Regions from separate parts of the Homo sapiens genome. Here region 2 is linked to region 1. Evidence: chromatin loops called from intact Hi-C (ENCODE). Cell type or tissue: endothelial cell of umbilical vein. All regions are shown on one strand.

The links. A loop is a pair of places that touch in the nucleus more often than their neighbours do. Peaks named below come from ENCODE experiments on the same cell type or tissue, not always from the same donor. Only the 100,000 strongest peaks of a DNase experiment are listed, where the experiment ranks them.
Region 2: it touches region 1 in a loop (2.1-fold over the local background); 2 of 110 quality-filtered maps call a loop at or near these places.

The regions. Positions count from the first base shown.
Region 1 is chr12:105,484,205-105,486,704 of GRCh38, reverse strand. No RefSeq gene overlaps it. Among named protein-coding and RNA genes, the nearest start is that of C12orf75, 150 kb to the right of the region's middle. In endothelial cell of umbilical vein, no CTCF peak of the experiment used is centred here; a DNase peak (open chromatin) is centred at 1,164; H3K27ac peaks cover 2,500 bases.
Region 2 is chr12:105,586,194-105,588,693 of GRCh38, reverse strand. No RefSeq gene overlaps it. Among named protein-coding and RNA genes, the nearest start is that of CASC18, 120 kb to the left of the region's middle. In endothelial cell of umbilical vein, no CTCF peak of the experiment used is centred here; a DNase peak (open chromatin) is centred at 1,293; H3K27ac peaks cover 952 bases.

The sequences.
Region 1 (2,500 bases):
CTCCCAAAGCCTGTTGCATGCATTGTTCACACTGCTTCATAAAACCTGTGTACATGTTGTCTCTCTCATTGAGTGGTGACCTCTTCAAGAGCAGGGACAAGAACTCATTTTATTACATAGTTCCTACACCAAACACAACACCTGGCACATAGAAAGTACCAAATCAGTATCAGTTGAGTAAAGGAATGAATGAATAAATGAAAGCTACTATAAATAATAATAACTAACAATCACGTAAGGCCTTCACGTAAAGCTCACAATAATCCTATGAAGTGGGTAGTACCACCCTTGTTTTTTTTTCAGACAGGGTCTCACTCTGTCACCCAGGCTGAAGTATAGTGGCTCAATCATAGTTCATAGCAGTCTCAAACTCCCAGGCTCAAGCAATCCTCCTGACTCAGACCCCTAAGTAGCTGGGACCACAGGTGCACACCATCACACACCCAGCTGATTTTAAAAAAATTTTTTATAGAGACGGGGTCTCATTATGTTGCCCAGGCTGGTCTCTAACTTCTGTGCTCAAGCAATCCACCCACCTCAGGATCCCAAAGTGCTGAGATTACAGACGTGAGTCACCCTCCCGGCCTACCCCTATTTAAGGATGAGGAATTTGAAGGTCAGTGACTTGCCCAAGGTCACATAATTAGTAAATGGCTAAGCCAGAACATGAGCCCATTTCATCTGGCTCCAGGGCCATTGTCACTACCTGCTGTATTATAGTTTGCCCCAGCTTTTCCTTATATTTCTAGCTGCAAGGTATAATCATGGAGGGAAAGCATTCATCTCATGGGAACCTCAAAATCCTTGGAATGTGGATTACCTAGAGCCTACTTGTCAGCTTAGCTACCGTGAGTTGGGCTGTGCCTCTGAATATGACTCCCTTGAAAAATATCCCCAATTCTCAGGGAACATTTTCAACTCTGGGTTGAAAGTTGATAGTTTGTGCTTGTTTCTAATGAGCTTCCTGTCTTAGAAGGGGAAAACAAAGGCTATCTAATAAACACAGCTGATTAGCAAGCCTTGAAATATCCCAAACTCCTAAGAGAGGAAAGCCAATTGTGTGTGAGGGTGTGCAAACTCACGCGGGGCAGTATAATTGAAGGAAGCTCTCAAGGAGTTGGTGTATTTCAGAGGAATGTATCATCCGCTGCCACAAAGCTGGGCTCCCTGACCCTGGCCTTGGTTTAGCTCCTGGAAACGCACTGCAACAGGACGGCATGTAACTATCAGTGGTGACACATTCAAAACATCCTCTGCACATTCCAGCACTGCTGGGGGTGGGGAGTGTCTACAAGAAACACCTGATTTATTAAGAAATCCCTACTCCTTTAAGCCAAGATATGCTAGCGAGGCTCCACAATGACTTGGCAGCACCACAACGACCTTGCACACTCACCCAGCTTTGCTTTCTGAGCGGGACTCCCAGAAGAACATGTTCCATGGTGCCCTCCTTGCTCAGAGACTCTACTTCGGCTCAGCTACAGTATGCAAGCCACAGCCAGCAGCATCGTGCTTACTTATTTGCTATTGGGTTAATTGGGTATCATGCATGGTACTATTTTTCTGCATTGTCTTAGCTGATATGACAACCCAATCAACCAGGTTGCCTTTGGATCGTTATTTTATAGACAAGGTAACCAAGTGTATTAGTCTGTTTTCACACTGCTGATAAAGACGTACCCCAGACTGGGAAGAAAAACAGGTTTAATGGACTTACAGGTCCACATGGCTGGGGAGGCCTCACAATCATGACAGAAGGCAAGGAGGAGCAAGTCACGTCTTATGTGGATGGCAGCAGGCAAAGAGAGAGAGCCAAGTGAAAGGGGTTTCTGCTTATAAAACCATCAGATTTCATGAGACTTATTCACTACCATGAGAACAGTATGGGAGAAATCGTCCCCATGATTCAATTATCTCCCACTGGGTCGCTCCACAACACAAGGGAATTATGGGAATTATAATTCAAGATGAGATTTGGGTGGGGACACAGCCAAACCATATCACCAAGGATAGAGAACTAAAGACTCCACCAGGGAGTTGTAGGTCGTCAGTGCTGCAGCCCAAATTTCAACCCAGGCCTTCGGACTCCAGAGACTGTGGTTGCAACCACTGTGCTGCACTGCCTCCCCAAAGACTTAATTAGAGGGCCCTTCAAGGGAAAGCTCCAAGTACATGTGAAAAGGGAACTCTTGCAGGCCTCCATTCTTCTGAACATGCACACGTTAAATGGAAGTGCAAACTTTCCAAGTAACTTCTACGCATTTCGTTTAAGGTTGGTGTGTGTGTGGCAGTTCTCCTTGATGGGTTGTAAATGCCCTCAAGGCAGGAACTGTACATGATATCTTTTGTGTCTCCCATACCTAGCCAAGTGCCTGGCATAGAGCAAGTGGTCTGGAAGTGTGTTTTTAAAGAGGGGAATGAAGATGATGATCCTAATGAAATGATGCTGCTCTCTGAGCCCTGTGGTTGTTTTCAGTCTGGCCTCCCACACTGTCCTGCA
Region 2 (2,500 bases), 100 kb before region 1:
AAGAATACTATGTAGTCATCCAAGTGCTTATGAAGTTCTACATTAACACAGGAAAATGTTCACAGAAAATTATTGAGTGAAGCAGCAATTACAGAGCATAATGTATACCATGTTCTCACTTATGTAAATGTATATATCTTTAAATAGGACTATTTGCATATTCACCAGATTCCTGAAGTTCTGGGTGATAGAATTTGTGATTTCTTCTTTATAATTTTTCACGATTTCTGTATTTTTCTTAATAATGGCCAGGAATATATTTTGTAATCAAATGGAAAAAAAAAAACAATTTTATTTTGGAGTGAGGGCACATACGTGCCAGTGAGCGAGAGGAATGACCCACACAGGGAGCGTGGCTGGAATGTCATTCTCAGCAAGGGAAGCCCTTTCAGTTAATGGTGCATGGACCTTGCCATGCATGCTAATGGGAGATTGGCCAGATCCTGAACCTGCCTCCTCTCCAGCTTCACTCACCTCTGCCCTGGTGAGTCTGAGCCTGAGACTCATCATTTTGTGAAACAGGATTTTAGCAACTTGCCTCAAATCATGGAAGTAAAAGGTGAAGAACACCTGAATTTGAATGCAGGTAGCTGAGTCCGGAGGCTCTGCATAACTGCTCCTCTAAACAACATTGACTTTGCCCAGGAGAGCTGAGCCGCAAGCCTTAGTTTTCTCCCTCAACGTCTTATTACAAATTTGTATCCCAGCTCCTGAAGACTTTGCTGCAGCCCTTTCTTTATTACCAGACATTTGCTTTAGATCGGTGCCATCCAATACAGTAGCCACTAACCCCATGTGGCTGTTTAAATTGAAATTAACCAAAATTAAATTTTAAAACTCAATGTTTCAGCTGCAATAGCCACTTTTCAAGCACTCAATACCACACAGAGCTAGTGGCTTCTATAAGAGGCAACACAAACATAAAATATTTCCATCATCACAGAAAGTTCTGAGCTCTGGGAGGTCAGGAATGGTGTCTAGCTCACCACTCTGTTCTCAGCAGCTGGTTGAGTGTCTGATACCCAACAGACCCTCACTGAAAGAGTAAGAAATTAATGATTCCATCCATCAACTCCAAGCACGTTGATGCTAGGTGGGAAAGGCATTTAGCAGGAGCTAACTTTTAAGCCAAGTCCCAAAGGTAATTATATAAATGGGTGGGTAAAGAGAAGGGTAGAGCATTCCGGATGGGGAAAAGACATTGATTTAGTGAGAAATGTGAAGGGACTTGGCACCGCCGAGCTATTGTTCTCAAGCTCTTTTCTTGCTGCCAATTAGAAATCATCCTAGGCGGTGTTTTCTTATCAGGCTTCCTCCAGTGTGCACACAACCTGATTTGGTATTGTAAGGTCTGCTCTGACTAACTGGGCTCTTGGCAGTTCAACAGTCAGGCAGTTTTAGATTTTTTAAAATTTTGTTTTGTTTCATTATTAAGTTTTGATTGGAGCTGAAAGCATATACCCCAAAGAACTACAAGAAGTTTTCCAAGAGACCTTTAATCCAAATGCCCATTAGTTCAAATGTTCATATAATCATTATCAAAATGGGTGTCCCTTAAATGGCCCTGGGGTGTAGAGGAGGCAGCTGAATTCTGTACAGGAGCTTTGTTCAATCCCCTGGCACGAGATTCCAAGCCAGTTACTTCAGGAGGCATAAAAGCAGAGTTGGTCACAAACTAGTTCTAAGAATCATCCTTTTTTCTTCCCCCAAGTTTAATATTGACCTAGACTACATGCGGTTGAAACCCAGCTTTGCCACCTATTAGCTGTGTAACATCTCTAAGCCTTTATTTCCTTTTCTGTAAAATGAAAATAATAGACATGTTAGAAGTATTAAGTAAGCTAATGCTTATAAAGTGCTGTGATGGTTAATTTTATATGTCAACTTGACTGGGCCCCAGGGTGCCCAGATATTTGCTTAGACATTGTTCTGGGTATATCTGTGAGGGGGCTCCTGGATGAGATGAACATTTGAATTGGCAGACTGAGTAAAGCAGACTGTCCCCTGCAACGTGGATGGGTCTCATCCAATCCATTGAAGGCCTGAATAGAGCAAAAAGGCGAAAAAGGGAGAATTCTCTCTCTCTGCCTATCTTCAAGCTGGGACATCAGCCTTTTCCTGCCTTGAGATTCAGACTCAGCCTAACACTTAGACCATTAGCTCTTTGGATGCTTGGACTTAAACTCAGACTGGAACTCACACCATCAATTGAACCTGGTTCTCAGGTCTTTGGCCTCAGACTGGAACTATACCGTAGGCTCTCCAGGGTCTCCAGCTGGCTGACTGCAGATCTTGGGACTTAGTCTTCATAACCACATGAGCCAATTCATCTATCTATCTATCTATCTATCTAATCTCTATCTATCTCCTCTTAGGTCTGTTTCTCTGGGGAACTCTGACTGATAACAAGTTCTTAGTACAATGCCAAGTACATAGTAAGCACTATATAGGAATTTATTGAATACATAATACATAACAAAAATGTATATGTTTTTGCCAT